Regions from separate parts of the Mus musculus genome. Here region 1 is linked to region 2. A link is a loop called in an ENCODE intact Hi-C map of the cell type or tissue named here. Cell type or tissue: left cerebral cortex. All regions are shown on one strand. Links, peaks and the distances in the headings refer to the core of each region. The heading gives the core; the rest is flanking DNA. Region 1 has its middle 83 kb from the start of Gm34297. Region 2 has its middle 37 kb from the start of Gm34297.

Region 1 (16,210 bases), core at 2,668-10,667, 120 kb after region 2:
GAGCCTTCACAGGACCAATCTATTAGCCTTTGCAGTGTGGACTTTGATATGCAATTATGCAATATCTGACTAATATCTACCACCCATATCTACCATCTTACTCTTTTATCGTTGGCTTTGTACCTAAGAAAATTTATATAGTAGAACCATTAAGGTATTTATTTGAAGAAGGAAACACTTAAAAATGCATTTCATTCTTAAAGTAGAAACCAGATGATGTGTGGGTGGGACAACTGGATGGCCTTTAATAATTCATGAATATTTAGCTCAATTTCTAAAATTCTATTTAGAAGTAAGAGTCACCATGGTGGTAACATATAGGATTCATTTAAGGAAAATGAGAACAGGCAAAGAGAAACGACTTCTTATGAGACTACCTATGGCCCTATCTATGGTAAAATAGAAGAGATGGCGTCCACAGAATCACACAAACACACACACACAAATACACACATCTAAACACACACAAACACACAAATGCACACATATAGCTGTGGCAAGGATGTGTTTCTAATGGTGGTCAATTCTAATGGTGTATTCATGTGTAATCTGGAGTACTAGGTGGATGCTAGGAGATGGGCCTCACCTGGATACGGGAGTGACCTCCTACAGGCTGACCCAGCTTCACCTTTTCCTCTTACACAAACTATTTTTGGTGCTGCCGCTGGACTGATTCGTTTAGAATAGAAGTTACTTTACTGCGCCTCTCCCCACCTCACTCAGAAGAAATGGCAACAGCATTTGCGGTGCCTGAAGCACCTTTACCAGTTAGGAGTCTGGGAAGAAAATAGGTCTGTAACTAAGCAGAGAAGAAAGAGGCAAGTGGCAGGCATTGGACGTAATGTCCTATTTAATCTGCCCCTCACCTCTTCTTTGTTCTTCTGTAGAGTCACACCAGCCTCTGAGATATAGCTGTCACTCGTGTACTGTGAGATTTTAATGTATGCATCCTCTCTTGCCTCTGATCAGAAAATATCTCTGATTATCTCCTATAATTCCCTCCCTACCTCCCTTCTAGCACAAAATGTTACCTCCCAGTACAACCTACCTGAAAGTCTATTTAAAACCAGAACCTTCCTCTTCAAACTCATCCTTTGATTTTTCTTCATCTTCCACACACTATTATAGAGAGCATGCATCCCTTAGACCCTTGGTAAAATATAAGTTCCAAGAAGGGACTTTGGCTTTGCAAATTGATAGGTTCTAAGTACCTAGGAATAACACAACACACAGAGAGAAGCAATCATCTTAAATGCCATATGCAAATGTTCTTGGGTTGAGATTTGTTTGCCTCTAGAGGTAAATACTTAGCTTAAAGCCAGACCATTCTTTTTTATTTCCCCCACCCCATCCTTGAAGGACTGACTATGTCTAACTAAATATTGAATGAAGTTCTTTCTCTCCATAGGTATTTTCACACAAAAGTGTAGCAGAGTGGACAATCTTCCTTTCACATTTGAAGGAATGAACTCTGGAAATGATAACGATCCACAGAGGAGGGTCCTTATATCTGACCTGTCAAGGACAGATGTATGAAAGATCCGACACCCTGGCTATTTCCTTTGAACACTTATAACTCCTCAGACAGTAAGTCTGCAAAGCTACTATGGAGGAGGAACTTAATTGTCCTGATAAAGACATAAATTCCCATATGCTGTATAATTGCTAAATTAATAAGTTCAAAAAAAAGCAAATCAAAAAATTAAAAAAAAAAAAACCAAAACAATAGACAAGAAAAATAACAGCCTTGGAAGAGATTAAGAGTATAGATAAAAGTACAACACAGCTCTCACATTGCAAATATGAGACTAACGTTTGGGGATGCCCCATGGTTTGTTCACAGTTATCCCATGGACAAGATGTATCTCATGAAACATGGAATCCAAGTCCCCATCTCCCTGTGTCAGGGTTCTTTTAACAATGTTGAAAAGGAGGTTCAGAGCCTAAAACCCAAGATATCACAGGTCTTTAAAATGATCCTGTTTGGGGAATCTATCTAAATAGGCTAGAAAGATTTGTAGTTATCATCAAATGTGCTTTCTCATAAAGAATAGTATATTAAAATCTGGGAGATACCTTAGTCAATAAAGTGCTTGCTTTGTTGAGTTTGAGCACTACAAACTACATAATTTTAAAAAGTCAGGCATTGTAGCATAAGTTTAGAATCTCAGTGCTGTGGGGGTGGGGGAGGGAGGGGCATAATAGGCTATTCCTAAGCACTTGGTCTGTCAGCAAGTTCCTGCTCAAAGAGAGGGGAAGGCAGTGCCTAAGGAACAACAGCTGAGATTGTTGTCCGGTCTCCATCCAGATGTGCACCGAGGATTTTCACAAATCCCTACACATACATGCTCATGAACCCGTACACATGCATGTGCACACACAGAAAGGAAGATACATTGCATTGGAGACAAGCAATTATTGGTTTAAAACTTCCTTATAAGGACACATATGTTTGATGAATTTATGAGTCTAGCAGATCTACACAGAGTAAAAATGACTTTTTCATCAGGCTTCCCATGAAGTCAAACAAGGATAGAAGCAGATAAAGATTTCATGTTCCCCATCAGACCTCCCCCACAGAGCAGGACTAAGTCTTTATGCAGATGTACAAATCTTTAGGGTTCTTGAAAGTACATACTTTACAGAGTCATCTGTATCCATAAAAGCCTTGCCAGCAGTATTTATGTGTATCATAGAATTGTGTTTAAATGTTCCTTCAGCCTCCATGAAGAAATTGCAAGTATGTAGTGTTTAAAAGTAGAAAATGGGTCTTCTTAAAATATTAATTTATTTACAAGCCAGAGGAAAAAGCTTTATGTTGGGGAGACAGAATCATGATATTTCAAAGTCGCTCAAACCAACAAAGAAACTAACTACTTAAGGATCCATAGACCTCATAACAGAAAGGAACTTCCTTTAAAGTCCTCATTAAAGGGATATTTTTAAAGTAGGTTAGGCATATCCTTGAAACAAGAAAGCATCGTCAGATGTCTAGCTTTTGTAGCCTCCAGGCAATTGTGCCATACAGCCTAGTTATCCAATTCACAGGGGTCCTAGCTGCTGAGAGGTGATGCTGTTAGGTAAGGCCACCTCTGCAGGGGTTGCCTCTGTCCATTTCCACCTCGGGCAGTCTTTTTTACAAGCTCCCTTCTTGGATAAAAATCTACAGAGGCAGACAAAGCAAACGGATGAGGTAGCTTGAGATTGGAAGTTTTCCTCGTTTCTTTTCTTCTAATATCATAACCTACAGTTACATATGTATATGAACCGCAAGAATGCTAACTGTAGCACATCAGAGATTGATAACTTAACCTAAGTGTGTTGACAAGTGGGCGAGGATCATGAGGGAAAGAGCAGGCACAAGCATACAGCCCAGGCAAGTCAAATTTCCCTTGATTGGTGGAAAGAGGAAGAGAAAAATGGAAGATCAAACAACAATGACCTATAGACCATTGCTGGTAGTTTTTGGTTTGCTTTGTTTTGTTCTGGGATTTTTATTGTTGGTTTGTTGGTTGGTTGGTTGGTTGGTTGGTTGGTTGGTTGGTTGGTTGGTTGGTTGGTTTTGATTTGCTGTTGTTTGTTTGTTTGTTTGTTTGTTTGTTTGTGGGTTTGGTTTTAGAGAATTAGCTTTAGAGAATTTCAACACAGGGGAAAATTTTACATCAATCTCCATATCCGACTGTGTTTGTGGACCAAGAATGAACTAAATGTGTTTACATGGCACACACTCTTCTGATTTCTGTAACTTTGATTTGTGTGATGATGCCCAGGGTTGTAAATTAGGAGACACAGGAGCTTGCAGATTATGGTGACATACTTCTTTGGAAAACCTAAACTGGGCATCCGAGGAAGGTTTTAATTGTACATGTACAAGATTGTACAAAATTCACATAAATAAGTACTAGGGAAAGTTCAAAAAAGATCCCTTCTAAGCCAAAGTAGGAAAAAATACTCTTGGCCAATGAGATAAATAACTAATGGGCAAGCTATGGAAATGGAGATGCAGTAAGTGCTGGAAGTCTTGGTTTTTATTGATATGACCACATTTCCAGTACTAACACAACATTTATCATATAAAAGGCAGTTCGACTGATGTTGATCAGGTGTGGAGCATAAATGATGGGAAGAAAGCTCTCTGGAGCAAGTCTCATGAGCCAGGTTCTATCCTTCACCACAATGATGAGAAGGTAGAAAAGGAAGAATTTGAAAGTGGACTCCTCTTTTCACTGGTACTATTAGTTCATGGTAGAGCATTTGCCTATCAATTCTCTAAGCCTGGTTTAATAGAATGTGGTCTGGTAAGCTAGTGAATAGTGCAATAGATGGATAAGACCCTTCCAGATGAATATAAAATATACCCAGAAAACAAAATTCCAATTTACCACATGGAATTGCTAGCTAGATAGGGTCTCCTGTAAGAACAACCAGTTCATTTCTTCTTTTGATATGCTTTTACTAGACAACTGTGTATAAAAATGAGTACTCCTGGATTATTACACTCATGGGATAGCCTTTTATAATTGCCTAGACATTACCAAATTGATTCTGTGGGCCTTGTTACTCTTCTGTCCTGTGCACAGTGGACTCAATGGACCAGCGTTCCAAGAGTCTCATCTTTAAGCACTAACTGTAGAGCTTTTTACTTTCAAGAGACTCTCCCATTTCAAACAACAGTCAAATAGCCTACCATACAGTCCCATGTATAAAATATGCTTTGGACCAAGTACTCACTATTTTCATCAGGAAAAGAATGTCTGGTGTATTTGAAGAACAGAGAATACTTCATTTAGTTTTTGAATATTTTTCATTAAAATAAAATTGCATCACTTCCCCCTTCCCTTTCTTCCCTCCAGCTTCCCATTTCCTTTCCCTCCTTCAACGCCTTTCCTGTCCTTCCTATGATTCTCAAATCGATAGCCTCTCTTTGATCATTGTTCCATGCATATATGTGTATGTGTGTATGAGTGTGAGTATGTAACTGTAACCGGCTGAGTCCATTTTTGTTGCTTCTGTATATGGTTGGGGGTTGACCACTTTGCATTGGATAACCTTAGTCAGGGGCTCATCCCCGGGAGAGGTTAATTCCCCCTCTCAGCAGTCATTGGTTGCCTGGAATTCTTTGTCTAAGAATGAGATGCCATGAAATTCCTAACTCCCACTGTAGTGTGTCTATCGATATTATCCTTGTTTAGGTCTTATGTGTGCAGCCATTTCATTAAGCAGCTGGCCATCAGAATTCCTGGCATTCTAGATCTGACCATCTTTCTGACTGTTCTTCTACCATGTTCCCCAAACCAAAGATGCAAGGCTTGTGCTGCTTATGTATCCAGTGGGGCTGGGATCCCCACAATCCATTGCTCTTTGCACTGTGTCCAGTTGTAGATTACTGTAATAGTCTCCATTGAGCCCCTACTGCTAGAGACAGCACACAAGACTCAGATGATTCATGGGGGATCAAACCGGAAAGTCTCAACCCTACAGTCTGGCTCACAGAGTTAAAAAAAAAAAAGCACTGTGCAAGTTGTTGAGGGAAGTAATTAATAATCTTACCCAGCTATGAAACCTATGAACAGAAATAATGACCGGCATGTTCATTACAGATATACAGATATTTGTAAAGGTACAATGGTGACACTCACATGATTGTGGCTGTCTAAGTAGACTTAAGGACCATTCAACAGGTGGGAAATCACACCTGTACTAGAATATTGGAAACCTAACCAACCACCCTGGGCTAGTGAGGTCACAATCTTAGAAGAGAATCTAGTACTGCCCCTTAGCAAGTTTCCATAACTATTGTCTAAATCTTATCATTATACCCCAGATACATATAGCTATCACCCTTCATCAAATAAGCTTCTCTCTAAATACTCTTTCTTCTCTTATAGTTCTAGAGAGAGACTAATAGCCTTGAATACCTTTCCCTCATGACTGGCTTTTGACAGCACATCCCATTTCGGTGGTAATACTAGGAAGGAAAAGAGCACAGTTTTTAAGAGGAACAGTGGAGGCTACCTCTACTTAAACGCTGCGGGGTCGGGAGGGGTTGAGCAGCTGCAAAGGCGTCTCTTGTAGGAGGACCTAATTGAGGACTGCCTGAGAGACCAAGGATTGCTGGCGCAGACAATGCCAGATAATCGAGAACTGCTGTTTAAAAGAGATGCTTTCTTGGGACTTATGGGGCACAGGTGGAGGGTACTAAAGGAGCTAGCAGCAGCTATAGCGTTTCTCATCTCCTCCCGGAGTCTGTGTTGTTGACTTTGTGCCAGCTCACCTCCAACCCCCAAGGTCAGGTAGGGTCTGGCAGCAAATAATCCAGGGTACAGGGAGCAACCGTTGATTCTCCGTAGATTTAAAATGGGAAAAGACGCCAATTCCAAGACTTTCTTGAGGCCCAGCGATGGAAAGCTACATCCTCCTGGTCAAAAGAATGCGAAATCTCTGGCCTTGAGTGGAGACGCGACATTCCGATCTGCTCTCCAAAGGTTAGAACATTGGCTTCTCTGGCGTCCTATAAGAGAGCTCTAGCGCACAAAGAAAGTGTAACTGTTTCTTCCACTTCTTCTTATGCTTCCCTTTCACACACTGGCCAGTTGCCCAAGCATCTTTCCCTGGCACGCTGAGCTTTCCCACCCTCTCTCTCTCTGAGTTTCCCTTCCCTTTCCACCATGCAGCTGTTTCCAGGCCTCCATGCTGAGCACACTAGCTCTCTTGGACCCAAACTCAAAGAGCGGGAGTTCCTTCCTTTTCTCCACCCACTCGGCTCCACAACTGTGGACATTTCCAGCTTGCCTGGTCTGTTAGTTTTCTACAAACTCAAAAAAAAAAAAAAAAAAAAATCGTTCCCAACCTTGCTTCTGAGTCAATTTTTTTTAAGTATTTTTGTATTAATGAGGCTAGGAATCCTAAGGTGACCTCAGTCTCTTCAGCAACATAAGGAATATTGGGTGAATATCAAAACACTAATTTGATTTCAGCACTATCCCCTTTCCCTACGTTTTTTGTCCCAGGGAAGGAAGGAAACAAAAATATGTTTTAAAAGACATTGAAGTGAAGATGTTGAATGGTAACAACTTCCTGAATAAATGGTAGGTAGATGTACTAGCCCACTAGAGATTATTTAAAAAAAAATACTCCTCACTATTTCCTTTTTTCTGAGGGACCGCCAGATTGAGTTCCAGAATGGTTGTACCAGTTTGCAGTCCCACCAGCAATGTGTTCCTTTCTCCACATCCTTGCCGACATGTGCTGTCACCTGAGTTTTTTATCTTAGCCGTTCTGATTGATGTAAGGTAGAATCTCAGGGTTATTATGATTTTCATTTCCCTGATCACTAAGGACTTTGAATATTTCTTTAAGTGCTTCTCGGCCATTAGAGATTCTTCTGTAGAGAATTCTCTGTTTAGTTCTATACCCCATTTTTTTTTTTGATTGGGTTGTTTGGTTTTTTGGAGGTTAACTTCTTGAGTTATTTATTTATTTTTGATTGGATATTAGCCCTCTGTTGGCTGTAGGGTGAGTGAAGTTTTTTCCCCAAACTGTAGGTTGCTAATTTGTCCTGTTGATGGTGTCTTTTGCCTTACAGAAGCCTCTCAGTTTCATGAGGTTTCATTGATCGATTGTTGATCTAAAAGCCTAAGACACTGGAGCTCCGTTCAGGAAATTTCCTCCTGTGCCAATGAGTTTGCGTCTCCTTCTCACTTTCTCTTCTGTTAGATTCAGTGTGTCTGGATTTATGTTGAGGTCCTTATTCAACTTGGACTTGAGTTTTGTGCAGGGTCATAACTACGGATATATTTTCGTTCTCCTACATACAGATCGCCAGTTAGACCAGCACCATTTATTGAAGATGCTTTCTATTTCCACTGTAAGCTTTTGGCTTCTTTGTCAAAAACCAATTATCCATGGGTGTGTGTGTTTACTTCTGGGTCTTCTATTCTATTCCACTGATGTACCTGTCTGATTCTATAGCAATACCACGTGGTTTTTATCACTATTGCTCTGTAGTACAGCTTGAGGTCAGGGATGCTAATTTCCCCCAAAAGGTCTTTTATTGTTGAGACTTATTTTGGCTATCCTGTTTTTTGTTTGTTTGTTGTTTTTGTTTTTCCATATGAAGTTGAATATTGCTTTTTTTCATGTCTATGAAGAATTTGTTGGAATTTTGATGGTGTTGCATTGAATTTGTAGATTGCTTTTGGCGAGATAGCCATTTTTACTCTGTTAATCCTACCAGTCCATGATCATGGGCGATCTTTCCATCTTCTGAGGTCTTCTTCAATTTCTTTTTTCAGGGATTTGAAGTTCTTGTCATACAAATCTTTCACTTGCTTGGAAAGAGTTATACCAAGATATTTTTTACTATTTGTGGCTATTGTGAAGGGTGTTATTTCTCTAATTTCTTTTTCAGCCTATTTATCATTTGTGCAAAGGAAGGCTACAGTTTGAGTTAATTTTATATCCTGCCACTTTGCTGAAGTTGTTTATCAGCTATAGGAGTTCTTCGGTGGAATTTGAGGGATCACTTATATATACTATCATATCATCTGCAAATAGTGATACTTTGACTTCTAAAGGAACTGCAAGGACAAAAATGGAGAATAGACTGAAGGAAAGGTGGTTCAGTGACTGCCCCAACTTGGGATCCATCTTATGAGAGGGCACTAAGGTCTGACACTATTACTGATGCTATGACACCAGAGCCAGGCATGGCTGTACTCTGAGAGTTCTTACCAGCAGCTGACTGAGACAGAAGCAGATACTTAAACCCAACCATTGAACTGAAGTCCCGGACCCCTATGGTTAAATTAGGGGAAGGATCGAAGAAACTGAAGGGGAGAACAACTTCATAGGAAGGCCAGCAGTCTCAACTTACCCAGATCCCAGGGAACTTTCAGAGACTGAGCCACCAACCAGGAGTATACATGAACCAGTCCAAGGACCCTGGCACAAATATAGCAAAGGGCTGCCTGGACAGGCCTTAGTGGGATAAATTGTGTTTAATCTTCAAGAGACTTAAGGCCCCAGGGAAGGAGGAGGCCTGGGGGGAGTACCCTTTTGTAGGCAAGGGGCAGGAGGAATGGGATGAGGAACTGTGGAGAGGGAACAAAGAAGGGACCAATGACTGGAATGTAATAGAATAAAATTATAATAATTGAGAAATACCAATCACATTGTGTTAAACAACAGAAATTTATATTCTCCTATCTCTGGAAGCTTGAGTGTAAGTTCAAGATTGAGGTGCCAACCCAGTGAGTCTTCTCTGAGGGCTCTCTTATTGATCTAAAGATAGTGGTCTACTTGATGCCTCTTCACCTGCTACCTGCATTTATATCTCTGGTATGTTCAAATTTCTCCCTCTAATAACGACACCTTGCTTTATTTTATTCTATGCTACCTTTTTAAATCATGTATCTCCCACTAAGGTCACATTTCAACAATAGGAGTGAGGGTTTCTTGAATGTCCCTCACATCACCAAAGGATTTTACCCCTGTAAGCTGAGTTGACAGTTCTGCTGTGCCAAGGAATGAATTGTAGGCATGATTTTTGGATACAGATTTCCTGCTATGGTCAAAGCTATTTGACTTGAGTGATTGTCATCATTCTCAGCCCACAGGGATCAGGTTGCATTCATTTAAGAAATGGTGTGTATATTAAGATGGTCTATCCATGAAGTCATTCATCAACTGTTTCAATGAACAATGGTTCTGCTTGGAGGGTGGCACAGACGTTAGGTGAGGGTAAGATTCTGGTTCATTGGCTGTGATGATTTTGAAAAGCATTCATCTCAGAATAAGAATAACTTATAAAGTCCTCTTCTTCAAAGTTGATACAATAATTATAAATATCAAGCAAAGCCTTCAGCCTTATTACCATGAGCTCGAATGTCCAAAAACTGTTCTTATTTTGTGTTTGTACCACAGTAAGAGACAAGATTTTAAGCTCTACTAAAAACAAAACAAATAAACAAAAATACTTTATCTATTTATGTTCATTAAAAATTAATAGTGATATATTATTTTAAAATATCATACAGTTAATATGTCTGGAGTTATTTAATATTTATATTGAGAAAAATGTATGTATTTTCAGTGCTGCTGTAGACAAATATCTACATAAGACTGTTCAATTGATTGTTGTTTTATATCAAACAACTTTTATAATACTCATTTTTTATTGTTACAATAGTCTTTACATTTTAAAGAATATGATAAAAAATGAAAGATACTGCAAGTTTTGAAAGGGGGGCTCTCTGGGAGGAGTTGAGGTACAAAAGAAAAAGAAGAATGTGACATGTCTATTTGCTCAAAATATGTTATTAAATGTTAACAGATTTATATAAAAAGTTAAATTACATTTTTAAAAAAAGAGAGAGAAAAGGAGTGAGGGTTTCATCACATAAACTGGGATGGGATTTGGGAACCACAATTCAGCTGTCAATACTAACTTAGTGCTATGTTAACACAAGGCAACCTTAACTATGTGCTGCAGATGCTACGTTGGAAAGGTAGCTGCAGGGACACAAAGTATACCCCTTTGTACATGAGCTAGATAGGACGGGGGATAGAATTTAAGGAAAGATAGAGTAGCATCAACAATGACTATTGGAAGAAAGTGTCACAAAGAAATAGCACACCCTCTCTGTCTTAAACAGTATTGTAAACACACAAAAATAATGGAGTTTCAACTGTGGGTTGTTTTCCATCTTGGCTCTTTCTCAAGTAAAGATGGATTTACTAGAAGCAAATGGAACTCGACTTCAAGATCCCTCAGGATCTTTCCAGGGCAGTTGATCTCAATTTATATCCATAACTTTGCCTCCATTGTAGAGAGGGAGAGGGCTTTGGACCCCACAAAGCCTGGTTCTGTTTCTTGACTGGAAGTATTTTTAGACATTTTTTTGGAAGGATAGTTTGAAGTATTTCTTGAACTAAAAACTTAGAGTTGAGTATTAACTCATAAGAAGTAACAGTTGGTAAGCTTGATAAGGTAAGATTCAGAAAGATATCGAGGAAAACTACTAAAACCTGCATTCTGGCCAACGTGCACCTTTGACTGACTTCCAAACCTCAAGTGCTCAGAAATATCCTGGTCATATATTTGTCTCTCTGACTTTCTCTCTCTGTCTGAACCCCTCCCACCCCCATACACACACATACAATTATTGATGCAACTACTATGCAACTCATTTAAAAGTGATCTCTGTGTGTTTGATGATTGCAGTTGAAAATATTCCTTGACCATAGTTAGCTTCCTTTCATGGGAACCACTGTCTCTCACTCCTTCTGTATACTTACCATAAACCCTTCACTGTAAATTCCCTTAGGGGACACATATCAAAGGCAAGTAGTGTGGTATTTGGGGGGAGGGTCAAGTATGGCTAAAAATTATTCGTCTTTCTCTGTTTTTTTTTTTTAAATGTTTTTAAAGCAAACATTTTATTTTATTTATTTATTTTGGGAATTTTTTTTTTTTACAGTCCAGTCTTCATTCCCCTCCTGTTCCACCCTTGACTGCTCCCCATTTCATGCCTCCTCCCACTGTCTCTAAGAGGATACCCTGGGGCCTCAAGTCTCTCAAGAGTTAGGTGCATCTTATCTCACTGAGGCCAGACCAGGCAGTCCTCTGTAAAGCAAACATTTTTTTTTCCTTTTTTTTCCTTTTAATATTTTTATTAGGTATTTTCCTCATTTACATTCCCAATGCTATCCCAAAAGTCCCCCATACCCTCCCCCACACACACACTCCCCTACCCACCCACTCCCACTTTTTGGCCCTGGCGTTCCCCTGTACTGGGGTATATAAAGTTTAAAGCAAACATTTTAAATAATGCAAAAACCACTACTGCAAAGTGGACCTTGCCAGGACTTTTCCCAGATAAGAATCAGTTTTGTGATTTTCCCTTTAAGACTTTCAGTGTTTCCTATTGAGTTTCACCTGGAGACCCTCCATAAAACAGCCCTGACAGTGCCGATATAAAGGTGGCTCCTAGTTGAAAACCATCCGAAGCGAGAGAGAGATGAAACTGGTGATGCAGGACAGTTCAATTTGCCTAACAAAGCAAAATTCCCGAACCGAGTTACTCTTGCAGCACTGTAATCAGCCATGTTTCTTAAAATGCCTGGGTTATATCGAGCCCCACTCACACTATGGTAATTATCAGCTGCCACCAGACAGACGTGCTGCATTCCCTTAGACTTTTTTTTTTCCTTCTTCTTCTTCTTCAAAATGTCAGCTTGTAATCTGAAGGAAAATTACAAACCCTTCTTTTTAAGGGATGTTTAAAATAAACTCACAAAGGCACCGAGTCTGTTACAATTACTGTCCTGTTTTCAGGCAGCAATGCCCCAGCTGGTGTTTTATCTCTGCAGCTTTCGAAAGTTTAGCCACGGTGGAAGGAGCAATAGTCTCTTAGATAACAGCAAGCCAGGCCAGGCTGGCAGGAGGTGCTTAGTTCTCTTTGAGAAGCTTTCAGATTCTATTCCATATAAACACAAACCATCCCTGAACAACATCATGATGGGTACCGCCGGACTAAAATGTCAGTGCTTCAAACATCCAGCATCAGTCAACTTTTGCAGGGTACCAATAATAATGCACAGGTTTACTTGTTTTTATTTAATAGCTACATAAAGCCTGCATTGAGTAGAGTGTTTTATGTTAATGACAACATTCCCAATTAGATGGACAATATAGATCATCTTGACAGGCCATCATTCTTGGTTTTAACAACCGCATTTTATACCATGCACCATAGAGCTGTATCTTCCCACTTGTAAAAAGAAAATGAAGTACCTACCAGTCAAAGACATAATGGGCAGAAGTCTACTGAGAGAATATGTTAGCATGACAAAATCCACGGGAGTTAAAAGCACCCAAGGTTTACGAGAAGATTCTGCCAGGGATGCTAAAAAGCCTTTTCAATGATACAGTTGAATCACCGAGAAGTGGGCAGATTTCCAGTCTGGACATTTGAAGGTACACAATAGTATCAGAATGGTCCACTGAAGATTTGGACACCTAGCATGCTGCTGTGATTATGAGTCAACTATGAGCAGCAAGGGTATTTGTGGTCTGACCTGTAGCATCAGTTTCTGCATGTGAAGTTCCAGGGGTTCTCCTCCAACCTCAACTTTCTATATCAGGTTCCATAAAAGGTAAAGAAAAACTGGATTGTTTTTCATGAATTCAATGAAATTCGGCTGGAGTTTCCAGACCAGCTTTATCCTATCCTTATGACTAGATAGCCCCAGTCAGTGTTCCATTTACACACCTAAAAGAAGAGTGTGCAAGGCGGGATTTGAACACTGGCTGCACCTCTTCACTGACTGTGTGACCATGGGCAACGGTACTTAATGTCTAAAACTTTATTACATTCTTAATGAAGCCAGACTTACATTCTCTATTTTATAAAGCTAAGATAATGAATATAGATATTTCTAATCCATAGTGTTCAATGCCTGCAACAGAGTGTGTGCACAATAATAATATTTAGTAGGTGTATGGACCATATACATGAACAGGTATGTAAATAAACCATGGGGTTTCACCCACATATAATCCGTGTTCTTCTGACCTTGTGTTGGCCTTCACTTCCAGGCAAATGTTGGATTCTCCTTTGAGAAGCGTCCTCGTGCCCTCAACTGTTCCTCACTCATCCCGTGAGCATTCTTCCTCTGGACGCATTCTTAGGTCTGTCTTCTAAATGTCCTTTCAATAGACTCCAAGTCTGAGACAAATTGGGAATTAGTGGTTTTCATGTCATTTCATCAAAGTTAAGAAGTTACCTGAATATGTTAAACCCGTTCCATAACCAGATAAGCAATCCAGAACATGGATGTAACATTGTACATTTTAATTATCCTCTTTCCCTAAACTTCACAGCAGCTTAAGGTGAGTGTACCATCTAGTTTAATGAGTCAACCCAAAGTCTAGCACTGCACAGGCAATATGAACAAAGTGGAATACAATTAGGTCATTGTCTATAACAAATAGAAGCGACCTTTATTTCAGTATAGCTCTGATTACTTCTACCCAAACTGTCTCGTGTGTTCACCATTCAAATTATTTAATCTAGCCAAACAATAAAATCGAGCTACTATACAAGGTACTCACATATCACGAACAAACATTTTAGTGTGAGTCCCTAAGAACTCTTCTCGTCCCCTTGCTTCAGCACAAATTATTTCATTATCTTGATTTTAAATTTCTTTACTTACCCAATTTCTGTGGAGCAGATTATCCTCAGTGCCAACTTACAACTTCCTTAAAATTGTCCTTACAGTGAATACCAATGATGCTCCACAGCCAAGCGAACAACCCTTAAACGCTGTGCACGTCACCCTTCCCTGGGAACTTGAAATGAACGCCTGTGAGAATTCCCATCTTCTGTGGCTGCATTAACTCTGCTCATGAAGGTTTTATTGGGTTTGTTGTTGTTGTTTTGTTTTTTGGGTTTTTGTTTTTGTTTTGTTTTGTTTTGTTTGTTTTTTTTGTTTTTTTTTTTTGGTTTTTTTTTTTTTTTTTTGTTTTTTTTTTTTTTTTGTTTTTTTTTTTTTTTGTCCTCATTCCTCCCATTTCAAAACGTAAAGGATTTTCAGAACACAGCTCTGGTCCTTCTCCCACAGCTCTTCAAAGATGGTTTTTGCAACTTCTGGTCCCTGGAAATGTAACTGAGTTTACATGACTTCCAAACATGTAGCAGAAGTCACCCGCTGTAACCACTATCCTATCCAAGAGCCTCCACCAGGAAAGCTCTGCACCTGTCCACCTATAAGTCTAAGTGCTTTTGAATCTGTCTCTAAAGAGATGTTCTCCTGTTTTCCCAATGTCCCAGCATCTTTGGTCCAGGTCCTGAGCTCAAAGCTTATTTGACCCATTTGAAAGTAGTTACTCTACTCAGTTTTAGCCAATGACATTTCTAAGTTCTGTCTTGGGTCTCCATCCCTAATGGGGAATAAGATAATGTGAATCTGTCACTATTCATTCTAACTCTTCTGGCTAATTAACCTTAGAATAACCATCAGCAGCTTATGTATGCTCACTCTCATCCCCGTCTCTCAAATGGGCTTGCTGAGAAACCCATGTCTAACTATTCAATAGGTAATAGTTACCAAATACTTCAGTTTGATAAAGGCTAAGCTACATTTGAAACGTATCAACACACTTAATCTCTCTAAATCTCACATAGGTGTGATTTTTTTTTACTGTTGTTTGCATGATTCTATTGATCCATAGTTTAGTTCCCAATCAGAATATAAACTCTGTGCCAGATGCGAATGTCAGGCATTCGGTCATTTACTGATCAAATGAGTTTATAAATACACAAAGGCTTCTCTTAATCAGCATTGAGGTGTATTCTATTATATACTGGATCTGCATATGCCTATTTTAGATTTGGGGAACAACTACAAACAGATTCTATCAGGACAACATTTACTCTCACAGTAGCTCACTGTGGAGCCCCGGCTGGCCTTAAATTGATGATATGCCTGACTCATCCCAACATGTTCTGAGATTACAAGCAAGATGATTTCTCCTCCTGCTAAAGACACAAACTAAGATAGCTCAAGATAAATAATTTACCAGATCCTTTTGACTAAGCAAGATTTCCTCCCCTCCCCACCTCTCTTGCTCTTCTCATTTAAATCCCACTCCTTTGGTCCAAACCTGAATCAGTAAGTGGTTGGGTTCCTCAGAGGAGGTGAGATAGAATTTGTCAGCTAACTTTTTTTTACAGCATAGTGTCTTTGCAACAGAGCAAAATAGAACCCATAAATGCAAAGTGAGTCAGACAGAGATCCTGTTTCCAGTAGATTTATGCATAAGTAAAGATGATAAAGGCTATGCCTAAGTGACTGCACTTGCAATAGAAAAGATATAGGTAGCATAAGAAGTGTACAGATAGGCTAGGATGAAAACTAAGGATAGGGAAATATTAAATTTGATTGAGAGGAATCCAAAATACATGATGACTTACATTTAATAATATTTATTAAATATGAGTAATATTTAGGTATATAGACATGAGAGAAGGATTAATTCTGGACGGAACTAACAAAACTGTGAACATTTAACTATCATGGGATGTGTACAGAAACCATCAGGTGGCAGAATTTAACTGGGATGATTGGTTATATTGATGCCTATATTCTTTTTGAAATGTGCACACGTGAAAAAAGAAAGTAATTAAAAAGATAATTATTTACA
Region 2 (16,210 bases), core at 3,791-11,790:
TTTCTAACAATCATTCCCAATCACTGCAAATTTTACATTGGTTATTGCTAGCTTCTATCTTCTCTCTCAATGTTCACAGCCGCCAACTGAAATGAGTCATTAACCTTCTTGCCTGGATTACCGAAAAATTCTAATTTATCTTTTCATCGCTTCTGTTTTCCCTTCTATACAGCAGTTTTCTCATCTACAAAGTTGGGACATGTGACTGACGGTTGCTGCTCTGAGAGACAGAGTCTGGGAAAAGCAAGTTGAACTGACCAAAATTTTTCCTATAAATTTACATGACTGTTTCAATCTATTTTTGGTTAAACCAGTCAACTAGGTCATTTTTTTTCTGGTTCACACTAAAAGCAAGTTGATAGAAGTCAAACAGTACTCCTTTGAAAACCAAAGGTAAGTGTCCTAGTTTTCAATTGTAGAGGTTAGGGAGATGTCCCCTACTGGAGGATCTGCCATAGGGCTACTTTCATCTGAACTAGAACAAAGGTAATTCTGACCTGGAGTCATCCGTGGGTGGTTGTAAGTAGCCTTTGTGGCATAAAAGCTAAGTGGATGGATATTCCTGCATTCACGTCGAAGCTAGACCTTTTATAAGAACAGGGTGGTGTCCAGCTTCTGTCCTCAACACTTAGCATATACGACTTGACACCACGTTGATAACAAATCACGTTTTGATTCAATAGTTGAAAGAATGGACTCTTTTCAATGTGCCATTTCAAAGAACTTATCAATGAAGCTTCTTTCAATATCTGGCCTATCCTCTATCCCTGCCAGGTTTTTATTTTGTCAGACAAGACATTCAAATAGTTATATGACCGATGTACTTTAATTATAAGTACACACAGATATAACACTGGAAAGGGTAATAAACCGAATCTTACCATAGAAGAATGTGTTCCTTCTCAGCTCCTACGGTCCAAAGAGAAAACTTCTAATGCATGAAATAACTTAGAGGGCAGCAAGCAGGCCTCCTCCAGAGACATTCCCAGCCATGTAGGAGGTAACAATGCCTCTTTCCCAGCGTCATGCATGTCATTTTCAAGCATTATTGAATTTTACGGGAAAATAAAACATTATTTCCCAGTTTTGTGATCCTATAAAAAGGCATTTAGTAAGTAAGAACTTTGGAGAGGTCCTCTATACTCGAAGCTCAAATGTCGTGGCTAGAAAAGAGACTGGTTCCCCTAGCCATGACTGAACAATGTGGCTGTTCAGAGAACAGAAGATAATGTGGAGTTACGTGTTTTCTAAAACATGAACAGAGAAATATATTATCACAACCACTATTGCTGTCATTTTTATATATTAGTGACCCTGATTTGAATTACAAAAATAACTAAAAGTTGATAATCTTCCTCAATGTATATTCCCAAAATATGGCTAGCTGCTTAGTAGCATTACAAAGAATGCTAGAAAACCAGAACTCCCTAAATAAATTCTCGGGATGGGCTGCCCTATGCTCCCTGGGTTCTGTGTGTGGATTCTACAGCAACTCAAGAGCACAAAAGGTGTCCAGTATTTTAATGAAGCAAGTGGCAAGATCCAACAAGGCCATTAGCATTACACAGGGGAGACAGCAAGAGAAATGACTTCTTCCTCTAGGATACTGGAAATGTTCAACTATACTTAAGAGAAACCAATGTGACACTTTGCTTTTATTGTTTTTTAAAAAGAGACCTTCAAGTCTTCTCATTAATAGCTAAGTTTATTCGGCTGCTTTCTTCTGTCATTCTTTATACGTACTGGTATTTGTCCCTATGGTTTTTTTGTTTGTTTGTTTGTTTGTTTACTAACTTCATAATTCCACTTTTTAACTTCTATTTCTCATTTTACAACAAGACAACAACAAGAAGAAATCCCTCCTCATCTCGTCTTCTCTTCGAATATTTTTTTATTCACCCTATTTCCGTTATTCTTAATTTCCATGCTTTTCTCCTCTCTTCAATCTACATGACTGTTGGGCGCTTACGAGTTCTTGATAAATCCTCTGCTGTTCATCTCCCTCTCTTTCACAATCCTACCGGTCTGTCCTCCTTTGTAAATTATGTTTATAAAGCATGGGTGGGTGGCCTTAAAACCCTGCAGGAACAATCCGTTACTAGGATATCTGCGAAGGGGGGAAGAAGCCACAGTGAGGAGCATTCTTCCGAAGAGGGGGCAGATGACGGACTAGCATCGCTAGGTGGCAGTATTCCAGACAGGATCCCAACCACAGAGCTGGGTACTGCCTCTCCACCCCAGTTCCTGCCTGTTAATGTCCTATATAGCGATTTTGATTCAGAAATTTACTCGGTTGTCTGCAGCATCTGCATTTGAAATCTAGGGCATGTCACATCATTTCTCAAAAATAACATAACTTAACACTTTTAGGATGTATGGCTGCTGATTTGAGCTCAATTAGAGAGAAAATGGTTTTGTAGATTTGTCTCTTTTTTTTTTCTTTCCATGAAAAGAAACTACAAATTTTAATGGTCTTTATATAGAAATTTTCAGATTAATGAAATTCCAAAGACTAGCACAACATATTGTCTATGGAGTAGACTGTATTAATCAGTGTTTCTTGAAAACATGCCTTTCAAGTCTTGCAAATTTTACAAATATACATATAATATATTATATACATATATATATGGACCTGACCTGGTTTACAATATACTACCTAGGAAACTTTTAACATATTATGAAACCCTGTTCTTCCTTGGTTTCTCCACTTGTAAATGGAGGTATTCGTAACACATTTTTCTGGAAAATATTGTAGTTTAAGTGGGTTAATATGTGTAAAAAATTACAACCATATCTGGCATATGTAGCAACCAGTCTTAGGTTAGCTACTCTGTGTTCAAATGACCTTAAGCTACCTATTTATTCTTAGTATGTGTGTGTGTGTGTGTGTATATAGTGTGTGTGTGTATAGTGTGTGTGTGTGTGTGATTGTGTGTGTGTGTGTACTTGTGTTATGTACATAGGAGCTGTGTACCTTCTTTTACTTGAGTATCATCCACCCAAAGTCAGGCCTCGGGCTTGCACAAAAGACATTTTACAGAATGACCCATATCCTTCAGCCCCAAGATTGCATATTTACCTCTAGATTATGATATAATTACATGATTTCTTCCCTCCTTTTCTTCCTCCAAACCCTCCCACATACTCTCCCTTGCTTTCTTTCAAATTCGTGGTCTCAGTTTTTATTAGTCATTGTTACCGTCGTACTTATATCTATTTTTCAGCACTAGACTGGGTATCTTCAGTGTAAAGGGTTTTTTAAGGATTTAATATTTTTATTTTATGCCCATGCATCAGTGCCTCCATGTGCATATGTGCACCACATGTGTGCTTGGTGCCAGTGAGGCCAGAAAAGGACACCAGATCCCCTAGAGCTGGAGTTACTAGTTGTCGTGAGCTGAGACCCAAACCCAGGCCTTCTGCAAGAGCAATAAGTGTGCTTAACTGCTGAGCTGCCTCTCCAGTCTTCCTATGGTAAATCTTAAAGTAAGGGTCCAGATGAACCACACAGATCCTAGTAAGGGGTGAAAAGGAACACGGACTTCTATGGAATAAAAACAGATCAACTATCACAGTAGTAGTGCCGGTGGGAGAGAAAGAAGGAGACACTTCCGTATAAAGATGCCTCAGTGAAACCAGAGGCTGATCAGGCTTGAGTGTGTGACCTGACAGAAAGAATGTTCAGTAGAGTTTCTTGCAGAGAAATGGCTTCCACTTACCCTGATAAGAATGACTAAGAAGGAAATATTGGCACTATTCAAGAACTGGGTCATTTTTCCTTAATGCTCACAGGTGTCTGTGAACAACTCATTTCAATTCTCCAAGAAGCACAAGGGAAGGAATCATTTCAAGGGCCAAGAAAAAGCTATTATACTCCGGCCTACTGAAGTGTGACTCTGAAATAGTGAAACAAATCTTTAAACAAAATGTGACATGAATCTTTTCTCAAGTAATATGCCGACCTCCTTCCTATAAAACGCTACAAAATATCTCTGAATAAAGAATGCATTCGTGAGCCACATTTTCCAGGAGTAGGCATGGGTTTGGACTGAGTCATCTGTTATTCATTCCTTGGGGTCAATTGTGTGAATGTGCAAATCATCTTGACATGGGATAGACTGTCAGTCACATGGGAGGACACAATCAGGTCACACAATGAAGTCGCAGATCTTGACAGTAATAAAACCTAGGATTAAAGGTCATCTTTTGCAAAAGTTATTTCCAATAAAGCTGACCATAAGGTTTTTGTCCCTGGAATGAGATCATATAGGGCTTGTGTTTGGAGAGAATGAATTCACAGGTTCTCTTCAAACTCTACTCCTGTAAAGCTGTGGTCTTGATTTCCAAGATAAATAAAAGAAGCTTCCTATAGTAAAACCTTATATATAAGTATATATAAGTTTTATATAAGTAAAACCTTAGTGTGCTTGCCTCTTAAATGATTTTTTTCTCCCAAACCCAAACTTTCATTAGTAGAATCTCTTTGGTTAGTAGAGCTTTGGTTAGTATAAAAATCTTTGAAAGTTCTGTGTTAGACTCTGACTAGCAGAGTCTATGAAAAAGTTTTATAGGCAGATAGTTTCATTATTAAAATTGGAGCAAGAGTCAGAAGACTCAGATCACAGATGATGGCTTATTTCTCTATTTCTTTAATGATCATAATTACCAATTTTATAAGAATAATAATTTCAATTTCAAAAAAAATCATTTTCTTTTCAAAAGTCAAAACCTTTGCTGTTGTGGTCTGCAGGCTTTAATGACTGTGTCACTTTTATGACTGACTAAAAGAAACCCTCCACACATTGAAATGATTCTTTGCAGCATGGAGGCATAAGTCATGATTAGTAAGACACAAGACTCCTGAGGTGATCCCAGTCTATATGAGAGGCATCTGGTGGCACTCATGATGATGCTATTTTGTTTCCAAATGAAAATTTGCTTTCTTACATAGTTTTCATAATGGAGAAAAACTTAATTCCTTTTGTTGGAATACAGTAGTTGTTGAATTAGGGAAAGGCTGGAAGAAGTTGAGGAGGAGAGCAACCCTGTAGGAGGACCAACATTCTCAATTAACCTGGACTTCTGAGATTGCTCAGACACTTGACCACCAACCAGGCAGCATACACCAGATGATATGAGGCCCCCAACACACATACAGCAGAGGACTGTCGTGTCTAAGTTCAATCAGAGAAAGATGCACCTAACCCCCATGAGACTGGAGGCTGCAGGGAGTTTAGAGGTCTGGTGGGAGTGTGGGTGAGCACATCCTCATGGAAACAAGGGGCTGAGGAGGAGGTCTGCGATGTGAAACAGTTGGAGGGTGGATGGGGTGGAGGGAAGGAATAAAATCTGTGGTGTAAATAAATAAATGACAAAAAAGACGAATTATAGCTATTTGTACTATGGAACACCCAATGACTTGTAATTAGCATGTCATTCTGAAAACAACTGATAAGGTTTTTTTAATCTTTTTTTTTTTTTTTTTGAGTATCTACTTGGCTTAGGTTAGCTGACATTTTCTTTCTTTTTTTTTTCTTTTTTTTTCCTTAGATAATTGCTTTATTTACATTTCAAATGCTATCCCAAAAGTTCCCTATACCCCCCCTGCCCTGAACCCCTACCCACCCACTTCCACTTCTTGGCCCTGGCATTCCCCTGTACTAGGGCATATAAAGTTTGCAAGAACAAGGGGTCTCTCTTCCCAATGATGGCTGACTAGGCCGTCTTCTGCTACATATGCAGCTAGAGACACGAGCTCTGGGGGTACTGGATAGTTCATATTGTTGTTCTACCTATAGGGTTGCAGACCCCTTCAGCTCCTTGGGTGCTTTCCCTAGTTTCTCCATTGGGGTCCCTGTGTTCCATCCTATAGGTGACTGTGAGAATCCACTTCTGTATTTGCCAGGCACTGGCATAGCCTCATACAAGACAGCTATATCAGGGTCCCTTTAACAAAATCTTGCTGGCATATGCAATAGTGTCTGGGTTTGGTGGCTGATTATGGGATGGATCCCCGGGTGGGATAGTCTCTAGATGGTCCATCCTTTTGTCTTCGATCCAAACTTTGTCTCAGTAACTCCTTTCATGGGTATTTTGTTCCCACTTCTAAGAAGCACTGAAGCATCCACACTTTGGTCCTCCTTCTTCTTGAGCTTCATGTGGTCTGTGAATTGTATCTTGGATATTCCGAGCTTTTGGGCTAATATCTACTTATCAGTGAGTGCATACCATGTGTGTTCTTTTGTGATTGGGTTACCTCACTCTGGATGATAATTTCTAGTTCCATCCATTTGCCTCCAAATTTCATGAAGTCATTGCTTTTAATAGCTGAGTAGTACTCCATTGTGTAAATGTACCACATTTTCTGTATCCATTCCTCTGCTGAAGGACATCTGGGTTCTTTCCAGCTTCTGGCTATTATAAATAAGGCTGCTATGAACATAGTGGAGCATGTGTTCATATTACCAGTTGGAACATCTTCTGGATATATGCCCAGGAGAGGTATTGCTTGATCTTCTGGTAGTACTATGTCCAATTTTCTGAGGAAACTCCAAACTGACTTGGAGAGTGGTTGTACATGCTTGCAATCCCACCAGAAATGGAAAAGTGATCCTCTTTCTCCACATCCTCACCAGCATCTGCTGTCACCTGAATTTTTGATCTTCGCCGTTCTGACTGGTGTGAGGTGGAATCTCAATGTTGTTTTGATTTGCATTTCCCTGATGATTAAGGATGTTGAACATTTTTTCAGGTGCTTCTCAGCCATTCGGTATTCCTCAGTTGAGAATTCTTTGTTTAGCTCATTTTTTAATGGAGTAGGGTTTTTTAATCTTAATGTTTCTTTTCTATTTTTAATTTCAAACTTCCATAAAGTACATTAAGAAAATAAATTTCTGGGCATGGTGGTGCATGCCTTTAGTCCCAGTACTTGGGAGGCAGAGGCAGGCAAATTTCTGAGTTCGAGGCCAGACTGGTCTACAGAGTGAGTTCCAGGATAGCCAGGGCTACACAGAGAAACCCTGTCTCGAAAACAAACAAACAAACAAAACAAAAAAACAAAAAACAAGAAAGAAAATAAATTTCTTTACAGTGAACTGAACTGCTCCTTTTGCTATGATAGGTCATAAGATACAGCATCTACTTATAAATAGACTTTTTAATCATCTAGAATATTGACAATAATTTCATTTCCAGTATCATTTTGTGACTGGATCTAATAATGTTTCTCTGAATTGTATTGCTAGTTGGTTCAGAATAGGAAGTCAGTTATATAAGAGCAACATTTATTCATAGTGATTGATTAAATTATTTGCCTAACTTAAGGAGACTAAATACATGCATAACTCTGAATTTACATGCAACTCTCAGTGTGATGTCTCCCTGTGGAGGATGTATGTCCCTTTATTTTCAGCGCTTAGAGATACATTCAACTGTAATTGGGAAGATGCCATATAATTTTAAGCTAACTTGGATACCTGGGTGCTGTACATGTGTTTTGTATTTAAGTAAAGGAACATCTTTTCAAAATGGAAAAAAAAAATGAAAGAAAGAAAATCCCAGAAATACAGAACAATTGTTTTAGCAAGCCAGAAAACGAGAAGGAGAGCCATTTACAGATCTTTTCAGGAGAGATGTGTTTCCGCAAGGCGGATAATCATGAATAATTTGATGAAATATATAAGTGAAGCCTCAAGGGTCTGTGTATAGATGCGAAGTGATGAAGTTGAGCACTTACTATAATTGCTTTCTACCATTTACTCAGGGAATGATTAAAATGGGAGCTATGCAATTTGGGTGGCAACGGGGTCAAGCTTATTCCCAGCTACAACGTGTCCTTTTCTAATGCTTCTCCTTATATGCAGCTCCCTGTCAGCATTAACACTATCCGACTCCAGAATTAACCCAAGCAGATGCTGACATTCCCTCATCTGTCTAACTTTCAGAACCCAAATTTAGTGATGAAGGGTAGCTGGGGAACATATATGCCTCCTTCATGAATTATAGAAAGAGAGAACAAAAAGTTTCGGTAAGTGTAGGGTGTCTGAGGTAAACCTGAGAGGAATGTTCGCACAGATCCTTCCAGCTGACTGGGAAATGATTCCTACAAAGTGTTCCCTATTCTGATGGCTGGCTGTCAACAACCTCCGAGTATTTCCATACATGGAGTTTCCCAACTAAGGAGCGCATTCATTTTCAGCAGTTTCTCCCACATGGATGCTCAAATCCCTCTCTTCTCCTCTGAGTAATGTGTCATTTGGATTTTGAGGGACTTCACAGGGGAGAGAGCAAGTGACTTGAAGTGATGAGTATTCTTTATACTTTTTTTAACTTTCCAACAAAACCACACCAAGACATGTGATTCTGATACGATCAACACACATTTCTTCTTTCATTTCTTGACCCCATGAAAGTATTTCTACTCAAAGACAAGGACTATCAAAATAGTCATTACACCTTGTGCTACTTCCCATTTTCACTCCCAAATTGTTTCAATGACTTCATGGCTTTACTATAATATAAAGTTCAAGCAAAATGATCATTTTAACAATGCCTATCTACTGCACACTGCTATGTACGCACATTACCTAGTTCATTTAATTCTGCCCATTTTACCATTACGGTCTAATCCCATCTTTACCATTTGAAATAAATCCTCTCAAATATTCTTGTCTTCCTTCCTACTTGGGTTACTACCTTAAGACATACAGGCACAGGATCTTGTTAAAAACTGGGCATAGTGGAACATGCCAACAATCCTAGCAATCAAAAGGGAGAAGGCCAAATGATCAGATGTTCAAAGACTCAACTACATAGTGAGCTATATCTCGAGATCAAGGTTATCCTGGGCTAAATGAGATGGGTGTGAATGTGTGTGTGTGTGTGTGTGTGTGTGTGTGTGTGTGTGTGTGTGTTGTGTGCATGTGTGTATGTGTGCATATGTGTGCTTGAGTGTTTGTAAGTGTGTGTATTTGTGTTTGTATCTGTGTGTGCTTGTATATATATGTGTATGTCTCTGTGTTTGTGTGTCTGTGTCTATGTGTGTTTATATGTGCATAGATATTGTGAATAATATATTTAAATACAGGACCTCATGCTTATGGCAGCAATCATTCTTTCCTTCTGAGCAACCTCCTAAGCCAAAGATGAGGTTTTTCAATAGCACATGATCCAATGTATATAGCTTCTCTTCTGCCTAGGAAAAATCAATGTGAATTCTCTACCCATCTGTCAGCCTGGTAAGAACAGCCAGGTTCAAACGAGTCCCGAACAAAGATGCTCCATCTTTTGTCCCATTTTAGGTTTTCAGAGATGGCACAGTTTGTGACCATGATTTTCCCCTTGATCTTCTTCTTCTTTTTTTTTTTTTTTTTTGAACAGCATTTATGAGCTTGAGGGTTTTTCGTGTGACTCACCAAGCAGCAAATATAGCATCTTAGAAAACTGAAGTTTTCTGTAATCAGAGGATAAAACTTTCGCTGTAGCATCATACTGAGATAGGACAAAGATAATAAAAAGTGGTCATTGAAACTAAACAATTTCTGAAGGAAAGGTGTCAAAGCAATTACCTACAATTGCAGGACGATTCTGTAATGTGCTCAGCATGACCAGGTAATTACAGCACTTGAATTTTTATCAACACTCTTAAAGAAACTGAAACAATGTTTTAAATCCTAAACCACTATAGCCTGTTGCAATTAAAAACATCAAGGCAGACCCTATCCTTTAATAACATCTATAATTTCTACTAGGAAAAAAATACACAAGAATAACCAGGCATCAACTGGAGAGAGGGCTTCCAGGAAATCAGCAGTGTTCAGAAGGGAGAGCTAAACTGGGCAGCTATTCTGGGACTAGATTCCATGAGCCATTAGTTTTCTTTCTCTCTTCCCAGTGCTCTCTCCCTCTACTCTCCTCTCCTCCCTCTCCTGTCTCCCTCTCCTCTCCTCTCCTCTCCTCTCCTCTCCTCTCCTCTCCTCTCCTCTCCCCTCTCTCCCCTCTCTCCCCTCCCCTCTCCCCTCTCCCCTTTCTCCCTCTCCCCTCTCTCCCCTCCCCCCTCTCCCCCTCCCTCCTCTCTCCTCTCTCCCCTCCCTTCCCCTCCCCTCCTCTCCTCTCCTCTCCTCTCCTCTCCTCTCCTCTCCTTTCTTTTCTCTGTCTCTCAGTCTGTCTCTCTTTTTTATTCCTCCCTCAGCTGCCATCAAAAGTTCTAAAGCCTGGCCTAGCAGTTCCTATCAGAATGAGCTCTGCTTTTAGACAGAAGAGGAGACTTTAAGTTTTTCTCAGTCCCTTGGCCTGTGGCACTTGCCCAGTAGCTGGATTTCCAAGAATAGCTATTTTCTATCTTTCTCAGTCCCTAGTCCCAAGGGAAACTCAAGTAGAAACTTTTTTTGGTCCTAAGGTTGTTTCAAGCATCAGCAAAAATGTTTGCATTGGTTTTAGCCCATGTCTCCTTTCATTCCAATGAACTCATGAATCTCAACTCACACAAGCCAAATGCCCACCAGACAAGCCAGTGAGCGTCTCCTCTGTAGCATGAATGGAAACTAGAATTAAAAGCAGAGGCTGAGCAACCTCGAGAAAGTATATTTGACTGAATGACAGGTAGGGCAATGGAGAACTGACAGTTGGTGCCTCAGTCTTGGATTTCCAATGTGACTCTGGGTCACAATCGATGTTACTTACTAGTGAAGGGGACTCTTTTAACCATTCCTGGGCCAACTCCCAGAGAAACAAAGAAGAAAACAGTCTTTCTGAAATTTCATTTGCAGTGCAAACTGGAAAGCAGAATGGGAACCAGGCACGAACTTAGCAGCTTCATCCAGCCTTGAACACTAACATAGCAAAAACTGTTCCTTCAAAGAAATTGGTTTTGCCATTTGATTCAAATTAGAATATATATGGATTCGTCCACAAACTCAATGGTGAAAATGAGTCATTTACTTTTTTATCTTAATCTGATGATCTAAAGTTGCACCCAGCGTAGAAACAATCACATAGTCAAGTTGTCCAGAACCCAGGTAAACTGGAGGCACCGATGCCTATCTGTAATCCAAATTGACTACAGTAAATAAGAAAAAGGGAGATGAAAACATCCTCCAGACATCCCCAGGCTAACTAAGTTTCTCACTGCAACAGGGACCAAAAAGTGGCCTTGCCTCAAAACAGAAAGCAAGGCCCAAGACTTGAGGTTGACCTCTGACTTCCACATATGTGCTATGGTACATGACTCTACACTTGTACACAGGAGCATGCACACATACACATTAAAAACATACAAGGAAGAAATTGGTAACATCAAAAGTCTATCTAGAAAATCCACTTGGGATCTGGTCATTTGGATGTAGTGCCTGAACCACATCTAGATGTCCTTTTGAAAGCTAACAGTCACAGAACCCAGAGATTAATTAGCACAAGGGCATCTTCTGGAGATGTGTAGGGACAGTTTTCAACTTGACACAGTATTATTGAAAAACAGTCCCTTAAAGTCCTGAAATGTCATTCAGTTTTATCCCACCCCCACCCCAACCCCTCTGGTCTGCACACTATTAGCAGCTGGAAATTTTTTCTTTTGAAGGTTAAATAACACAACATTAAAACACTTCATCATATTCTTATAGAAATTCAAGCTAGTACTTTTCATGCTTGGTACGATTAATTATTGCGTCTAGAAAGTCCCAGACCCTGAAACATAGAAAACATGATGTCATTATTCACTTTTCCAATGACTCCTTGTTCTATGAGTTGTAGACGCTATGGTCATATCCCAAGAGGGTGGGGAGGATTCAACTTGCTTCTAGACCTCTGCTTTGGGGAAATGGGAGGATTTCCCCCATACATCACAAGTTACTAGCTCATCTAAGGACATCCCCAATAGCTCAAGTGTCTCTCCACACTGAAGGAAAGCAAGTCAAGGACAAACTCTATGAAATCCTGAAACAAATAAATTCCACTCTCCCGTGAGAAGGAATAGGAAGTAGGGAGTTTTCCAAGAGAACTCTGTTGCTGTTCTTTTGGTTGCCTTGTTTTATTTCGTTTTGTTTTTCCCTCACATGTTTTAAAGAAAGTTTCCTCTTGTTTCTCATTGCAGCTAAGCTTCATGGTGAATATTCTTTTTTTTTTTTCCTTTAGACCTTTCTGTTTAGCCTATGCCATGGTTAATATGTAAGTGTTAAAAAAAAAAAAAAAAAAAGGACTCAAGTCAAAGAAAGCTCAAGTTTGAAGCCATGTGCAGCCTTTCCTGATTCTGTAATCGTGAACAAACACTGAAGTCACCTTTGTGTATTTGCTCATGATATGTAAAACAAATGTGTTTGCTCACTATCTCCTATGAAGGTTAAATCAACACCATGCTTAGTTGGCCACTGTGTTCTCTCCCTTTCTCGTTCTATACACACAGCAGCCCTACCATTGGCTCAGCCTTCCTCAATCACAGAAGGGTTGGTGTAAAGTATATAAGCTTCTTTTCTACCCCAAGAATATTGATAGGTGATCTTGCCATCATACACGATGGTTCATGTTCTCAACATCTAGGCATAGAATTATAGAATTACTTTACTTAATACAACTTAAGCTTCACTCGTCCAACACACTCACAGAAAGAGAGAGAGAGAATTGCAGATGGTTCTGGGCTAAGGCTTCAGGACCTTCCTCAGTAACTGAATTCATAATTTCACTTCTATTTTTTTTATATCCAATGATATAAACGCCTGTAAACCCCACTTTCATATCAGCTCATTTTTAGTGATTTTTCTGACGTACAAGCTGTTACTTTTTCTAGAAAAGAGCATCAGCCTTCCTACCTTGAGCCAAATCATCTCGTCCTGCTACGATATGCCACCGTTTCCAGGGTTCCTTATCATTTCTGAGGTATCAGTTTGGTGGCTCATCATTTTAATCTCTGTAAATTTATAATTTACTTTTCTTGAGTTATATTTCTAATTAATAACCAACCACCTTAATTTTCGTCATCTGTCATATGCCTGATGTATTATAATCATGGAAAGACTCCTTGCTCTTTTCTTTTTTTTTTTTATTTCTGCTCAATACGTTGAAAAATGTTGCAACGAAGTTACCTGCTAGATCAAAGTGTAAACCACCCATTTTTACTGTGATGAATTCCCAGCTTCCCTATTTTGTATGTCAGGACTTCCCTTGCCATCATGGCGGTCACATTGAAATTGTTTCCCAGTAACAAATGCACGATGGCCCAGTGTCATCTGTCACTCAGAACTTCATTCCACAGAACTGAAAAGTTTACGAGTGGGGATTTTGCTCTGAAATTTTTACCAAGACCCAACCCCAACCTCATCGAAATCTAAATTCAAGCTTTGGAGACTGAAACCAAAGGAGGTACACCCCAGAGGAACTTCAGAGGTGTGCCTGAACATGATGCTGTTGTGGTTGCAGAAGGTTGGGAGAAGTTCACTGTTAGTGATGCAAAATTGTAACTACTGGATTTTTTTTATTGGATTTCTCTTTAGTCATATTTCAAATGTTATCCTCTCTCCAGGTCTCCCCTCTAGAAACCCCTTATCCCATCCTCCCTCCCCTGCCACTATGAGGGTGCTCCCCCACCCAGTCACCCACTCCTGCCTTCCTGCCCTGGCATTCTCCTACACTGGAGTATCAAACTCCCATAGGACCAAGGGCTGTTTCCTCCCCATGAGGTCCAACAAGGCCATCCTCTGCCACATATGCAGCGGGAGCCATGGGTTCCTGCATGTGTACTCTTTGGTTGGTGGTCCAGTCCTCGGAGTTTGGGGGAGAGGGGAGGTGACTCGCCGATTGATACTGTTGCTCCTGCCACAGGGCTGCAAACCCACTCAGTTCCTTCAGTCCCTTGTCCAACTCCCCCATATGCTTAGTCCAATTGTTGGCTGCAAGCATCCACCTCTGTATTTGTCAGGCTCTGTCAGAGCCTCTCAGGAGACAGCCATATCAGGCTCCTGTCAGCAAGCACTTCCCAGCATCCACAATAGTGTTGGGGTTTGGCAACTATATATGGGATGAATCCCCAGGTAGGGCAGTCTCTGCTCTACACTTTGTCTCCATATTTCCTCCTGTGAATATTTTGTTCCCACTTCTAAGAAGCACTGAAGCATCCACACTTTGGTCCTCCTTCTTCTTGAGCTTCATGTGGTCTGTGAATTGTATCTTGGATATTCCGAGCTTTTGGGCTAATATCCACTTATCAGTGAGTGCATATCATGTGTGTTCTTTTATGATTGGGTTATATCACTCTGGATGATAATTTCTAGTTCCATCCATTTGTCTCCAAATTTCATGAAGTCGTTGCTTTTAATAGTTGAGTAGTACTCCATTGTGTAAGTGTACCACATTTTCTGTATCCATTCCTCTGCTGAAGGACATCTGGGATCTTTTCAGCTTCTGGCTATTATACATAAGGCTGCTATGAACATAGTGGAGCATATGTTCTTATTACAAGGGCTGGAGAGATGGCTAAGCTGTTAAAGGCTAGGCTCACAACCAAAGATAGAAGAGTGGCTAACATATCTCAATCTCCATTTGTCAATTAGCCACCGTGAGGACATGGTTCAGGTTCCTCATCTTATATAGTTTCTACGTATGGAGGTTCTCATTTGAAAGAGAAGTAATTTAAAGTGTTGTAAAGTTCCCAGATCACAGTAAGCATTGCACTCATATTAGCCATTTTTATTACCAGCTACCATCTCAAATAAGTAGGGCTTTTTTGAGAAAATGAATATTTCTGATTATGTGGGTTTTGTCATGATTCTAGTTTTAGGTAATATTTTATCTGAGCAGGGCCCCAACCAAACATAAAAATTAAACACATTTCACTTTCAGCATGGAGTCGACTAGAATTGACTCCTGAAATTAGTTATTTGAGAAGCACTTTATATTTTTATTATCTAAATTGTAGAAATAATGGTAAAGTTTCCAATGAACTGTCTCAAAAATATGCACAAGGGACTTCAAAGGTAAAATTACACTGAAGAGTTTGTGTCTTGCCAAGGAATAGTGTTCTATAGAGCAATGCTCTCATCTAATGTGTATAAAGATATAATTAAGACAACATAGTAACCCCCTCTCGTACTTTCGTGAGTTGTACTCTATCTTGTCAGAGGAAAGACAGCTAAACACATTGTCCTAACATGGTATAATGTCCTGTGGAAGATGAACACATGCAGTGTTAGAGTGTTTAGATTTAAGCTTTCATTTCATTGTGAGATGCCCTCACTCTGTAAGCCTTTGCTGGCCTCAGGAGCTTTTAGCGAGTGTATGTGCTTGTGAGTGTTTACTTTAGACATTAAAAAAAGAGTCTTTTATAAATCTCATTACAACTTTCTTTCTCCTACTCCTCCTATGTTCAACCTCCTTTCTTAATTCACAACTTCTTGTTCTTTAACCATTGTTAATACACACACACACACACACACACACACACACACACACACACACACACACACTGATGAGTCCGTGCAGTGTTCCTTGCATGGATATGTGTCTTGAGCTGACCACTTTATTGGATAACATTCACTATGACGGGAAAATATCTATGAGATCTCAACAACATGATTGCCTAAACAGGACCTGAACATTTCAACAAGAGTCGGCATCCTTGCGTAGATGGGAGAAACCTCACAGGGGCCATCTCTATAGAAAAAGCTATAGACAACAAACAATTTGAGGGAGGAAAGAGAGGAAAACAGAGACAGACAGGAGGGAGAGAGAGAGAGAGAGAGAGAGAGAGAGAGAGAGAGAGAGAGAATATTAAGCTTTGTAGATATTAAGGGAATTTTTTTTTTGCTCTCACTACTTGAGACCACAAAAACATGCTTTCTCATCTTAATAAAGTTAATAGAAAAAAAATGGCAATAGTACTGGTTGCTGGTCCCTTTGTTTCTTTAAGTAAATTAAATACAAAACACCTGTATTCAATGCAGGTGCCTAACAGAGTTTTAGAGAGGAAATAATTAAGGCCATTTTCCTCCTTACCAAATCAGTATCCCAAAAAAGAAATCCCAAGGGAGGACTAGTGTAAACACACGTAATCCAACACTCAAGGAGGGGGCTTGCGTTTCTGTCAAAGCACACAGCGACTTGCATTCAGACTTCAAGTACACAAACTCAGGGTGCCTCAGTTGAAGGATGCTGATAAAAACATCTTCTGTGAGTCATCCCAGTATGCAGTGTAAAAAAAAAAAAAAAAAAATGTTGAGGTCTTTCC

The links. Hi-C counts contacts between places; a loop is a spot of excess contacts. Peaks named below come from ENCODE experiments on the same cell type or tissue, not always from the same donor. Only the 100,000 strongest peaks of a DNase experiment are listed, where the experiment ranks them.
Region 1: it touches region 2 in a loop (2.0-fold over the local background); 2 of 42 quality-filtered maps call a loop at or near these places.

What each region holds. Positions count from the first base shown.
Region 1 is chr10:98,612,732-98,628,941 of GRCm38, forward strand. No RefSeq gene overlaps it. Among named protein-coding and RNA genes, the nearest start is that of Gm34297, 83 kb to the left of the region's middle. In left cerebral cortex, for the core only: no CTCF peak of the experiment used is centred there; a DNase peak (open chromatin) is centred at 6,641.
Region 2 is chr10:98,492,374-98,508,583 of GRCm38, forward strand. No RefSeq gene overlaps it. Among named protein-coding and RNA genes, the nearest start is that of Gm34297, 37 kb to the right of the region's middle. In left cerebral cortex, for the core only: no CTCF peak of the experiment used is centred there; DNase peaks (open chromatin) are centred at 7,827, 8,168, 9,273 and 9,700.